4 separate regions of the Mus musculus genome follow, and regions 1, 3 and 4 are each linked to region 2. Evidence: chromatin contacts called from ENCODE POLR2A ChIA-PET data. All regions are on one chromosome and are shown on one strand. Each heading gives the region's core, a stretch centred on a gene start or an enhancer-like site at or near the end of the contact. The rest is flanking DNA. Distances are from core to core; before and after follow the strand shown.

Region 1 (3,491 bases), core at 492-2,991, 210 kb before region 2:
GCTGGCCAACTACCTCCCAAGCCTGAACCTGAAACCCCAACTCGACTTCCCGCACAAACCCTTAAGTCAGTTCCTCAGTGGCGGTGATTTTGTTGCCAGAATCTTGTGGCAAGAGACTCGTGCAGGCCTGGGGGCCCAGGTGGGGAACCACTCATTCCTCAGAAGTTCCAAGCCCAAGCCGGAGGGCACTCCCCCTCAAAGCCCGCGACCCGCACTGGGAGAGAGTGCTCCTGGCAGTGCCTGGGGTCGGCTGGCTCCCCCTCCCCTTGGAATGCCCCTCTAGCGCGGCGCAGCTCCCCGCAGCCAAGCCCAGATAAGGCCGACCCCGGGAACAAAGCGGCAAGAGGGACCCGGAGAGTCAAGCGTCCGAGGAATAGATAGAGGAGAACGAAAAGGGGGGCTCGAGGAAGGCGGAAGGAGCAGAGAGATGGAGGAGCCCGCCGATCAGACAAGAAAAGTTAGTTTGCGTCTGCTCTCAAGGGTCCTGACCCCTGGCCCGGGACCCGGCAGTCTCACCTCTCCCGGCCGCCCCGCCGGGGGTCCGGCTGGCTGTGCTCAGTCTCAGGCACTCTGGACTCTGGTTCTCACTGTCCCCCGCAACCCCTTTCTCCTCCTTTCCAAGGCCGGCTCGGCGCCTCCCGCAGGAAATCCCGCCCCTCCCCCCTCCCTCCCGCCGGATCGGGAGCCGGGGACCGTCCTGGCCGCACAGTTGGATTGTCAATCAACACCCTGGTCCCCGCCCCATCTTCACTAGGCCCCGCCCCCGCCAGCCAGTCCAGAGCCGAGCCACTGGTTGGATCAGCGCATGCGCGCAGGTGAAGCTGCTTAGGGGTGCAAAGTGGCGGGTGAGAGGCGGGGTGGATGAGGTTTCGTGCTGCTGTGTCCTGTCCGGGGATCCCGAGAGAACTGGGTTCTGGTCTAGATCAAAAGGTGAAGTGTGAATGTATAGGAGAGAAAATAGGATGTTTTGGCAGTTGAACCTGAGGACCCCCCCCCCCCACTAGGGGTGGGGATCACTTCCTCTTTGCCCCATCCTTTCCCGGGTTGCCCGCAGCGACCTTCGTCCACACTCAGAGACCTATAGCTGCTGGCTGGAGCAACGGTGCCACCTAGTGGTGAGCGTCAGTGCGACTCAGGATGTCACGGCGGGGACCCCAGCCTCGAGGAGGTGCTTTCGGAGTCTGGGGTGGCGATTCAGCACCAGTGTGAGCCGGACAGCGCCTCCACCCCTGGCCTTTGAACCCTGCTTCAGAGCCCCTAAGAAGAGATTTTTTTTTTTTGGCCCACCGTGAAGGAACTCCATAAGTCTTTGGTCCACTCCTAACATTCCCATATGGCCTCCAGTTTGCAAAGCTGGTGTCTGGGGGCTCACTGCTCTCCTCTCTCTACGCATCTCTTTCCTGCTGGTGGTAGGACACAAAGACATTCAGGGCTGCAGAGATGAGAGTAACATATTTGATTATCCATGCTACATCCAGTAGCCAGGTAAAGTTATACTAAAGAAGGGAGGAGCCCCCAGAAGCGCTGGAAACGGAATAGGTGAGTTTTTGCACATCTGGAAACCTGCACATCGAGCTGGGTCCCGCGGCCCGGGGTACACGTGTGCCGACAGGTGTTAGGACACACACGGGGCAGGTAGGAAGGCGCGAGGCTCGAGGGTGGCTTTATGATCCCGAGGAGCGAGCGGGTCGAAGGCGCTAGGACCGCGCGGAATGCCGGGGTGGGCGGGGCTTCGCGGTGCGCGCGCAGCCGCAGACAGCGGCCCGATGGAGCCCGAACCCGAACCCGGGTCGGTGGAGGTTCCCGCGGGGCGTGTGCTCAGGTGCTACCCGGCCCGGGGGATGGCGTGGGGTGCGTGGGACCCGGGAGCGAGCGGGGTGGCCTCTGTGCTGATCACGTGTTCCCGGCTCTCCCCAGCGCCTCGGAGCTCCGCGCCGCGCGCTCGCGGTCCCAGAAGCTACCACAGCGGTCGCATGGCCCCAAGGACTTCCTCCCGGACGGCTCGGAGGCCCAGGCGGAGCGGCTGCGCCTGTGTCGCCAAGAGCTGTGGCAGCTGCTGGCGGAGGAGCGCGTGGAGCGCCTGTGAGAGGGGCTGGGCCGGGCCGGGTCAGGCCGGGTGGGCGGAGGCCGGGGACTGCCCGTGCAGACCGAGACGCCCCTTCCCCACTCCTCGCCAGGGGCAGCTTGGTGGCCGCGGAGTGGAAACCAGAAGAGGGCTTTGTGGAGTTGACGTCTCCTGCGGTGAGCGGCCCGGGCATCTCCGCGGCTGGGGGACCCCCTTCCTCTGTCCGCTTAGCTGCTTTGTGACACTTGGTCTGCTGCCGCACAGGGGAAATTCTGGCAGACCATGGGCTACTCAGAGGAAGGACGGCAGCGACTTCACCCCGAAGAGGCTTTGTATCTGCTGGAGTGTGTAAGTGGGGTCCTGGAGGCGTGGGGAAAGGGGTCCCGACTAATGGAATGGGAAGGATACGGTTTGGTGGACCAGGAGGAATTCAGAATTATGTTTTCAGTGAAGTTATGTGTGGACTTTGAGAACAGAAGAGGATACCACTGGACAGCGGGAGTTCTAATCCTCTCATTGTTTGTCCTGGTCATGCAGTGATGCTTGAGTGTGTGGGGAAAGGGTCAGAGCCAAGAAGGTGACTGGCTTGGGCACTGCAGGAAGGGTACACAGCTAAGCTCTTGGTCCACTTCCAGGGTTCGATTCAGCTCTTCTACCAAGACCTCCCACTGTCTATCCAAGAGGCATACCAGCTGCTGCTGACAGAGGACACCTTGAGTTTCCTGCAGTACCAGGTATCTGCCTCCCAAGGTGACTCTTATTTGCCAAGTCAGTGAGTCCTGACAGGTGCCTTTGAGGCTTCGAACACAGAGCCACAAGCCAGGGCTGTAGGTGAGACAGCCTGTGATCACACGGGCTTATATTCAAATGGAGACTGTCAGGTTTGGGGGATTTGTATTGTTGATAAGTTATTAAACAACACGTGTGCCCAGAAGAGGAGATAGACTTGAAAGAGTGAAATCTCCTTTGAGGATGGTATTTGCTTATTTATTTTTAGTGCTTCTGGGAAGTGAAGCCAGCAGCCCATGCCTGCTAGCAAACACTCCAGCACTGAGCTGTATAGCCCCTACCCTCTTGTTTATGTTTTGAGATAGGGACTTTCAAAATTGCACAGGCTGGCCATGAACTCACTCTGTACCCCAGGCTGGTCATGAGTTTATGCTCAAACTCTCTAGTAGCTGGGATGACAACCTTGAACCAGCAGGCCTGGTGAGGATGATACTTAAAATGGAATGTGGTCCATGCAGTCCCAAGATTTGGAACCTAGGGCCATATAGGAGGGAGGTTTTGAGTGGTAGAGGAAATGGCTTTGTGTCACTGGTCTTTGCTACTTTGTGGGTTCTTCTTTTTCCCACCCTTTGTGCCCCCGGTTTCATCTCTTATCACTCGATAGGAGAAAAAGGAGGAGAGAGGGGAGAGAGACTCT
Region 2 (3,528 bases), core at 70-2,569:
ATCCCTTCTGCGTATTAGCAACTTGTCACTCCTGAGCCACAGTGCTCACATCACTGAGGTCTGTGAACAGTCAGTCACTCTTCCCATTCATCCTGAGTGAAAGATGGAATGACTTAAGTACAAATGCAACATATTATAAACAATTTCTTACAAAAAAAGTCACAAATTAAACCAAAGTATTTTACAGAATTTACTACAAAATGCCATAAAAACCGCTTCAACTTAAGCTCTCTCCCCCCGTATCCGGCGAGCCAACTGGATGTCTTTGGGCATGATGGTGACTCTCTTGGCGTGGATGGCACACAGATTGGTATCTTCAAACAACCCCACCAGGTATGCTTCGCTAGCCTCCTGTTGAGGACAAGAGCAACAGCATTAACACTCCTACTGGAGCAATCAAGCCGCCGCCCCGAGTGCCACCAAGCCTTTTGTCCCTTTACCTGAAGGGCACCGATGGCTGCACTTTGAAACCTCAAGTCGGTTTTGAAATCCTGGGCGATCTCCCTCACCAATCTCTGGAATGGCAGCTTCCGGATGAGCAGCTCAGTCGATTTCTGGTAACGACGGATCTCTCTCAGAGCCACGGTCCCTGGCCTGCAGTCACCAGAAGAAGGAAGGCGTCAACGGTCAGGGAGAAGGGAGAGAGCGCCCGCCCGCAAGCCGGCGGCCAAGTCATTGTTCCCAGCCCTCTGCCTACCTGTAGCGGTGAGGCTTCTTCACCCCGCCGGTAGAGGGCGCGCTTTTCCGAGCCGCCTTGGTGGCCAGCTGTTTGCGGGGGGCTTTCCCACCGGTGGACTTCCTAGCGGTCTGCTTGGTTCGGGCCATTTTTTTTCACCTGCGAGACAAGCGACGTTCAAGGCCAGGTCACCGGGCTCCGGCTGCCAGGCGCCCCTCCTCGCCGCAGCAGATGGCGGCCGCCGCCTCCTCCCCCTCCCCTAATGACTCAGGCTGCGCCGGGCTGCGGCCTCCCCCGGGAGGGGGAGCGCGGGGAGGAGCAACTTCCCGCTCCACGGGCGGCCGGAAACACCGCGGCGGGACCTGTGAGTCACCACCGGGAAGCAGACAGGACGGAGGTGGCGGAACGCGACCGAACTCGACCTCCCGGGCTGCCTCACCGACCAGACCGTCGGCTGCCAGCGACCGCGGTCCTAAAAGCCAGGGAGGCTCCGGCCGCCGGCAGAGCCGCGAACTCACCCAAAGCCGAGTCTGGGGCCCTTGCTGAGACCGAGGCGACGCTGGAAGCGCTCGAACAAGAGCCGCAATCGGCGAGCAGAACGGGCAGATACTCCACCAACGAACGACCAAACCGCTCTGCGCTCCAAGCCCCCCGACGCCTCCATATTTATAGAGACGCTGCACGCTGCGTCAGTGCGTCACAGAACCCTGATTTGCATACACCAACGACTTTTTCGATTGGCGGGAGCTTTCGCCGACGCGCTGACATCTCCCGACACAAAGGCCGTACTTCGGGGCCGTTTCCTGATTGGCCGGTGTTCAGGCCACTGATTGGCTGTTACAATTGCTTCAGGATTGGCTGGATGCAAAGAGGAACAGACGAATCAGAGTTTAGCACTAGGGAGCTCTTCTGATTGGATAAAATGGAGCTATGTTTGGATCCTTCTCTTGGTTCCAAAGCTCTACAATAGAAAGTCAATGCAAATGAATTGCACTAGTCTCCTGGAATTTAAGAAAGTTGGGTCGGCAAGAGTCTACGACTTTTTTGCATCAAGAGACCATTTTAGAGAGATTTTGCGTAAATATAATAATAGTAATTATTACTATTATTTTAATGTAGGATGAAATTATTCCCTGAATAATTTACTTTCTGTAATTTTCATCGTTTAATATAGTATGAGAAATGTAATCCAGTCAGTCATCTTACAGCATATAGTGTTTTGTGCACTGTAAATGCATACACATTCTAAAGCATAAAGCAATTGTTTGATGGGGAAGGGTAATAGACACAAAGAATCAAAATTCAAAAAAATTATTTCCGAGTTGGGTGGTGCTGCAGGCCTTTAATCTCAGCTTTTAGGAAGCTCAAAGGCAAGCAGATTTCTGTGAACATGAGGCCAGCCTGATCCACAGGGGGTGGGGGGTTCCAGGCCAAGCAGACCTACCTACAGAGATCTTGTCTTTTATAAATCCTGGTTTGTTTGTTTTTTCTCCAGGACTACATAAACCAAGCTCCAGGTGCATGAAGGTAATATCAGAGATGGAATCAGGATCCAAAATTCAAGGTCATTCACAGCTACTTAAGTCAAGGCCAGTCTAGGATATATAAAACAGTTTCAAGAAAACAAAAAACAACAAAAGGGGACTGTTCCTTGCATCCTAGCGCTCTGGAGGCAGGCAAAGCCATGTGAGTTTAAAGGCAGGACCACACCAGCAAAAGCTACCCAGGGAGACCGTGTCTCAAAACAAAACAACAAATACCTATTTTTGCATGTTTAATTCAGGCCATCACAAAATATTTTATTTCAATGTACTTAGAGTTAATAAGAAGTTGTCAGGCATGCTGGCACACACATTTCTTTAATCCCAGCAACCTGGAGACAGAGGCAGGTGGCTTTGAGGCCAACCTGGTCTACATAGAAATTACAGAATAGCCAGAGCTACTTAGTGAGTCTCTGTCTTAAAAACCAACCAAAGGGGGCTGGTGAGATGGCTCAGTGGGTAAGAGCACCCGACGGCTCTTCCAAAGGTCTGGAGTTCAAATCCCAGCAACCACATGGTGGCTCAAAACCATCCTAACGAGATCTGACTCCCTCTTCTGGAGTGTCTGAAGACAGCTACAGTGTACTTACATATAATAAATAAATAAATCTTTAAAAAAAAAAAAAAAAAAAAAAAAACCAACCAAAGAAGTAGTAATTACCTGCTTGTATATTTCTTGAACTATTTAATTCGACTGCATGAAATAAATACACCGGAAGAGTAACAACCTCAAGAGGGTGTCATGTCCATAAGGAGAAGATAATATAAAAAATGGGTGTCCTTGTGTAATATTTGGTAATTATTACTTATGTCAAAAACCTGACAGATTTTAGAAAGATGTCTGAATGTTTTGCCTGGTTGGTGCCCGTGGGAGTTAGAATAGGGTACTGGATTTACGGTTGGTTGTGAGCCACCATGTGGATGCTGAAAATTGAATCCAGGTCCTCTGCTAAAGCAACAAGTGCTCTTAATTGCTGAGCTATGTCTCCAGCATTATAAAAATACCACTTTTGGGGACAGGGATTGCGGTTGCAAGTTTGAGTTTGAGGCCAGCTTAGTCTACAGAACAAGTTCCAGGACATCCAGGGTTACATAGAGAAACCCTGTAAAATCCCAGTCTTTATCTTGTTTAATGAATTATCAGTATAATGAAATATTCAAATATAAGACAACAAAGCAAGTCTAAGTGTTACCAGTCAAAGCCCAGAAAAGTGAGACCTACTGCCTGCAAGTCCCCATCTTCCTGCCTTGGTGCCTCCAGAGTGCTGGGATTTCAGATGTGTCAGTGAGGACATGTGCCTACTCCTTTCC
Region 3 (3,150 bases), core at 190-2,689, 140 kb after region 2:
CTTGGCAGGAAAATCACAAGTTCTAGGCCAACCTGAGGTATGTAATAGAAAAAGCAGTCTGGAGGTGGTAGCACTTAGGAGGCAGAGGCAAGTGGATTTCTGGGTTTGAGGCCAGCCTGGTCTACAGAGTGACTGCTAGGACAGCCAGAGCTACACCGAAAAACCCTGACAAACAAATCAAAAGAGACAGAGATGAGTATTTGAGCTGGACTGGATCCCCAGTACCCATAGGGGCTTACAAACTGTCACTCCCATCGGGGACAGATGAATGGATCGATGTGTTTTTTGATTGCCCAGACATGCATGTGGTGCACAGACAGACACACAGACAAAACACCCATACGCATAAAATTAAAATTTTAAAAAGAAGAAAAAGTTAGGCAGTGCTTCATACCTGCAATCCCAGCACTTGGGAGGCTGAAGCAGGATTGCTGAGTTAGGGGCCAGCTTGAATGATATATATAGTGAATTCTTGGGCTAGGGTAAGCTCCTGCCGCAAGAAACAGATTGGGGGAGGGGTGGGAGGGAGAGAGAATACATGAGGATTCCTTATTCACTTATCGGCCTTTCCTTGGCTTGGAGAGTATTTTAAAAGTAGACCATATCCTTTACCCTGGAAGTGGTGACAAGTGGAGCCATTTGGAAAGAGAAACCACATCCGGACTCAAATCCCTTGCCAGGAAACTCTCTATAGGCTGCATCTAGCACAAAGCCTGACAGTGAGTTCACATATGATAAACATTTCATACAGGGAACAGAATTTCTCAGCATTTCCTACCTCCTCTTTGTCTCTTACACTTCACCCAAACCCACCTTCACGTGCCTAGGAAGAAAGGCAGCTGGGGCGCTCATCTGTCTTCTCGGTGTGCCTAGTCTCTTATTAAAATGCAAAGTGTATCTGGGGTTGTGGACACAGGGGAATGCTTGTGTTTCTCCTGTGCAATGGCAACTTTAGCGATCTACAAGTCCAAACGCGTTTTCGCTCATATCACATCAAAGAATTTCTGCTATCTCCTATGCATTCCGTCGCAGCTTCCCAGACAGGGCCGGGGGTACATTTTCTAGGGGCAGCTTGTAATGGCCAAAGTGTTCCAGAATATTGTCACGTCTTCACATATTCAACCAACTCCATGAAGGCATTTTAAAATCCGCGAGCCCGCCCCTCAGCCACAGCGGGTCCCGGAGTGTAGCGCCAGGCCAGGCATTGTGCCTCTCAATGTTCCATCCCCCGCGCGCCCATCCCGTCTGAATCCAGACACAGCCGAGCTTCTCCCTAGTCCCTAGGGGCCCTGTTAAGAGCTGTCCTTTCAGAAACAAGGCCACGGAAACCAAGCCCAACCAGATCCCAGGGTTCCGACTCCACTCAGTGCGCTCCGTTCGGCCAGGCCTACCACCTCTCCGCCGGCGACAGTCCCACCTCGCAGCCTCTGGCCTCAAATAGACGGTGGCGTGGAGGATTCTAGGAACTGTAGTCCGTCGCCCGTTCACTAGCGGGCCGAACCACAGGACTTGACCGGAAGGACTACATCTCCCAGCGTGCCCCGCAGCGGGGGCAAGGCGTCTGTTGGATGCTCCGCGAGTTGCTAGGAGCTGTCTCAACGTCACTCCCGTGAAGCGCGGGGAAAGCATCTCCCGACTAGGTGCAAGGGAGTTCCTCAAGTTCGGAGGGCTAATTGGTGACCATGATCTTCTTCTTGATCAATCATAAGGTCAAAGCTGCTCTGTCAGAAGACCCAAAACTATCAACAAAGGCACACAGTGGACATGCCACGCCCAGAATCATAGCGTTTGAAACCTAGGCTAGACCTAGATTGTCAATTTCCTAGGTCAAAACTGGCTGTTGAGACCAGCTACATAATAGTGTCTCGGAATTAACACAACACACTTTCTTAGGTGCAATCCAAAGAAGGAGTAAATAAATCTCTAGCCAGAGGCAAGGTGGTGCTCTGCCAACACAGATGCTCCAACTCTCTACAAATTTAATTTTAAAAAATTGTTTTATATGTGCTGATGTTTAGATCGAGTCCACCCTCCATTGTACTATTGTACCTGCTCCAAATCTTCCCATAGCTGTTTCCTCCCCAACTTCATGTGTTCTTATAGAAAAGAACTTAGTGCCTTGAACCCAAGACTACCAGCCCAGGGATGGCACCACTCACCATGGGCTAGGCCCTCCCCCATTGATCACTAATTGAGAAAATGCTTTACAGCTGGATCTCATGAAGGCAATTACTCATCTGATGCTTTTTCCTCTCTGATGACTCTAGGGTGTGTCAGGTTATACACAAAATCAGCTAATACACCTGTCTTACAAGGAAAGAGAGGAGAAGGAAGAAGGAAGAGGAGGAAGAAGAGAAGGAAGAGGAGGAGGAAGAGAAGAAGGAAGAAGAGGAGGAGAAGGAAGAGGAGGAGGAGGACAAGGAGGGGGAGGAGGAGGGAGAGGAGGGGGAGGAAGAAGAGGAGGAGGAAGAGGAGGGGGAGAAAGGAGGAGGAGGAGGGGAAGGAAGAGGAGGAGGAGGAGAGGGGAGGAAGAGGAGGAAGAGGAGGAAGGGGGAGGAAGAGGAGGAGGAGGAGGTGGAAGAGGAGGGGAGGGAGAATCTTGTATACAGTTTGTAGGAGGGAAATGGAACAGACTCAGGAGAAAGCAACCATACCACGGATGATGTCGGCCGGAAGCTAATCAAGCAGTGCTGCCTAAAAGGGACACAGGTTCTCTCAGGGACACCACATAAAAGGGACACAGGTTCTCTCAGGGACATAACATAAGAGGGACACAGGTTCTCTCAGGGATATCACATAAAAGGGACACAGGTTCTCTCAGGGACATCACATAAGAGGGACACAGGTTCTCTCAGGGACACCACATAAAAGGGACACAGGTTCTCTCAGGGACATCACATAAAAGGGACACAGGTTCTCTCAGGGACATCACATAAGAGGGACACAGGTTCTCTCAGGGACACCACAGACCAAGCACAGGAGTGTCTTGGGAATGATAACTCACACTCTTTTTTTTTTTTTTTTTTTTTTAAAGATTTATTTATTATTATATGTAAGTACACTGTAGCTGTCTTCAGACACTCCAGAAGAGGGAGTCAGATCTTGTTACGGATGGTTGTGAGCCACCATGTGGTTGCTGGGATTTGAACT
Region 4 (3,173 bases), core at 501-3,000, 190 kb before region 2:
GTGTGTGGAGGGGGGGGTGGATAAAGCAGGAAAGTGAGCATTCAGGAGGACTGTGGGGTCTCAGCCAGGAGCAGTAAAAATTTATTTAGAGGAGTGTTGCACCTGGACTTTTTTGAAGACAAGGTCTCATTATGTAGCCTTGGCTAGCCTGGAGTTTGCTATGTAGACCAGGCTAGCCTTCAATTCAGAGATCTACTTGCCTCCACCTAACGCCAACCCTCTCAAATACTAAGATTAAAGGCTCACGGTATACCCCACTGTGCCCGGTCACTCTGACCATTTTGATGAGAACAGGATCATGGTGAAGCATCTAGTCCAATGACGAGTATTGACCTAGCACCTGATAGCCCCATTCACTCACTGTGAGGCCTTGGCACAGCTCTAGAATGGAGATGATCTTAGATTTCGATTTAGGTTGAGGGAGACGTAAACAGAGCCAGCGTGACGTGAAGGGCTGTACACGTGTGTCCACCGAGTGCTTGGCTAAACGCCACAGAATCAAAGGTGCATGGGCTGTTGTCAGACTCCACACAGGAATTCCTCATGTGCAGGTTAGGGTCCGCGCCTGCACAGTGGCTACTCACGGTGTGGTCACATCTGGGAGTGCCACCCTGAAGGTCAGGCTGTCAGGCAGCGTGTCGTGGGCAATGCGTGCAACAACAGAACAGTGGCATCGCCCGCCACACGACAGATGCCCAAACAGCTTACAGATCCCAGCTTCTAAACCAGTTCTAGGCCTTTCCACAGAGCCAGCAAGATGCCTCACACAAAACGGGGACGCTGCCCTAGCTAGGGCCATGAGGGTTACCTGTCCTTGGCCAGGAGTTGTGACCATGACCAGAAAAAGGGGCTGGCTGCCAGGGGACCAAGTCTAGCTCAGGGGCTGGGTGCCAGGCATCAGGGCTGGGTGTTAACAGTGGTTGGGGCAGGGAACTGGAGCCATATAGCCGGGCCTTGGTTCTGATTCAGCTCTCACCACGTGACCATGTAGACATTGATTAGCCTGTCTATTCCTCAGTTTCCTCTTCCGTGAAGTGGGGTTGCTAAGCACCCTAATGGAGGCTGGTGCAGTGGACAGGTTTCATGGCTCTATTTATTTTAGTTTGTTTCCTATATGTATGCATGTTATGCCTTCATGTATGTATGGGCACCACATGCGTGGCTGGTGCTTCCAGAGATCAGAAGCTCCTGGAACTGGAGTTAGGGATGGCTGTGTCCCATCATGTGGGTGCTGGAACTGGTTCTGTGTCCTCTGCAAGAGCAGCAAGTGCTTTTCACTGCTGAGCCATCTCTCCAGCCCCATGTTCAATCGCTTCTTATGGGCAGCATCAAGTAGCATGGTTTGCTCGGAGCTCAGTGTCTTTACCTGCTGTCTACCACTTGTACCCTCTTAGCACACTCACCTCCAACCCAGTCAGGCAGCTTAGGTTCCCACTGAAGACTAGCTAAGGGAACAGGGACTACCTCAGGGGCTGGACGGACGTCCTGGTCTTAGTGAAACCCTGCTCCTTGAACATTGTTTGGGGCCTGCTTGCCCCTCTGGTGAAACCCAGGCACCCACTAGTAGCCACACCCCAGTGTGAGCAGACCTAGGCCTAGGTGCCTGCGCTGGACTGCTGCAGAATAACACACCCCCCTCAGAACCCTCCCCACCACCACACCTCCCAAATCAAATAAATGGTGTGTTTCTAACCAACTAGGCCCGCCCAGCCCAGACCACATCGTTTTGTTGTGGCTTTTGCCTACATGGGCACCAGTGTCAGATGACAACCACACAGAGAGGCCAAGTTGCTTGGGCCAGGAATCTGAGCTTACCACACCCAGTATCTGGCAGAGCCACTGCAGGCAGGTGGATCTGCCCCTCCTCCCTCCTCCCTCCTCCCTCCTGAGGCCCTCAGCAGCTTCTGGGAGCTCTCCTCTCAGCCCCTGACAGACACTACAGGGTCCCCAAAGCCGTGGGCTTGGAGGACAGTCCTCCCCAGCTGAGTGTAAGGGTGAAGGGCAACACCCGCTACCCACCCACCCCCACCTCTCACAATCTGACAGGGACTTGGGCTAATATTACAGTCTGGCGGCTTCTGTTCATCTTTGCTCTCCTTTCCCTGTCAAAAGAGCCCATTGTTCTCTTCTCCCTTAGCAGAGGTCACCTGAGCCCAGGTAGCAGGACAGGACAGGACAGGACAGAGGCTGAGGAGACAACGGGAGGGAGAACTGCAGAGCGTTGGTCCACCTTCTTGTTTTAGAGTTCTCTGGGGTCTGGGAATCCTATGCTTGGGGTATCCCCAGGCTCTACCTGCTGCCCACGTGCTCTGGATTACAGGGGGGAGGGGACAGGACACTCTCTTGGCGGCTCCACAACACTCTGTGGGCGGCTCCTTTGAGAAAGGCCACCTCACCCTTTAGGGACCTAACTAAGGCGGGGGATTACTAGCATGTAGAACTTACACTCAGGGGACTCCGAACCTTGAAAGTTTACAAGAGTCTTAGCTGCTGTGGAAGGGACACCAGTGTGGGCAGGGCACTTAGGTGCCGGGTAGTTGGGACCTTCCCTTCCCTGCTTTCCCCAGGACACACCCAGGCTTCCTAGTTCCTCCTTGTTTCCTCCCTGGGTTCTGAGCCACATCCTTCCTTCTTATCCCAGCAGGGGCCACTGAGCCTTCCGTGTGCCCCACCCACAGGGCTCACAGGGCTCAGGCCTGGCTTGGCCTCCTCTAAGGAGTCAGCTCATGTGGGCCCTGTCCAGGGAAAGTCATGGGAGCCTATGTCCCTTGTTTTGCTTTTGAGAGAGCCTTGGTCCCTCAGTGTTGTCAGCTGGATAAGATGCCCTGGGGGCGGGGGCACACTGCAGAATACTAAGGACCCTAGCAGCCAGCCGCAGCCTAGGGACAGTTCTCACACTGGGGTGAGCAATCAGAACACACACTCTGTATTCACAAGATGCCTCGTGTTCAGTCCAAGGACACACTGCTCAGGGCATCCTGAATGTCATTCTGGTGAGCCTGACTGGGTGCCTGTTCTCAACTGGCCTTTGGAAGGACAGGGAGGAGTGGTCACAGTCCTTGGGACTCTGAAGGAAGTAAGAGATGGGGGATGCCCAACCTTTGCAGCAGGAAGGATTCAAGCAGGATTGTTGAACTGCTTAAGAGCTGACGGGGCAGGTCGTGGCCTCAGAG

What was found. ChIA-PET counts read pairs that join two places held with the same protein, here RNA polymerase II (POLR2A).
Region 1: POLR2A ChIA-PET joins it to region 2 with 29 read pairs in embryonic stem cell. The contact joins the promoter of Tsen54 here to the promoter of H3f3b in region 2. POLR2A ChIA-PET finds 5 or more read pairs at or near these places in 4 of 5 experiments (Patski and embryonic stem cell).
Region 3: POLR2A ChIA-PET joins it to region 2 with 19 read pairs in embryonic stem cell. The contact joins the promoter of Fbf1 here to the promoter of H3f3b in region 2. POLR2A ChIA-PET finds 5 or more read pairs at or near these places in 4 of 5 experiments (Patski and embryonic stem cell).
Region 4: POLR2A ChIA-PET joins it to region 2 with 37 read pairs in embryonic stem cell. The contact joins the enhancer-like site here to the promoter of H3f3b in region 2. POLR2A ChIA-PET finds 5 or more read pairs at or near these places in 4 of 5 experiments (Patski and embryonic stem cell).

Annotation. Positions count from the first base shown.
Region 1 is chr11:115,812,998-115,816,488 of GRCm38, forward strand. Tsen54 (tRNA splicing endonuclease subunit 54) reads left to right here and starts at 1,742. Exons shown (of 11, transcript NM_029557.1): 1 at 1,742-1,822; 2 at 1,918-2,082; 3 at 2,178-2,241; 4 at 2,330-2,413; 5 at 2,701-2,799. The coding sequence starts at 1,767. It overlaps Caskin2 (CASK-interacting protein 2), which reads right to left and starts at 595. Exons shown (of 20, transcript NM_080643.2): 1 at 517-595.
Region 2 is chr11:116,023,185-116,026,712 of GRCm38, forward strand. It overlaps H3f3b (H3.3 histone B), which reads right to left and starts at 1,320. Exons shown (of 4, transcript NM_008211.3): 1 at 1,195-1,320; 2 at 698-835; 3 at 441-594; 4 at 1-351. The coding sequence starts at 825. The coding sequence ends at 223.
Region 3 is chr11:116,166,739-116,169,888 of GRCm38, forward strand. Fbf1 (Fas (TNFRSF6) binding factor 1) reads right to left here and starts at 1,440. Exons shown (of 31, transcript NM_172571.3): 1 at 814-1,440; 2 at 395-490.
Region 4 is chr11:115,837,306-115,840,478 of GRCm38, forward strand. The region is part of intron 2 of Llgl2 (LLGL2 scribble cell polarity complex component); the gene reads left to right. Among named protein-coding and RNA genes, the nearest start is that of Llgl2, 15 kb to the left of the region's middle. Within about 2 kb of position 1,751, at least 1 of the 3 ENCODE cell types and tissues checked has a DNase peak (open chromatin) inside an H3K27ac peak, as active enhancers do.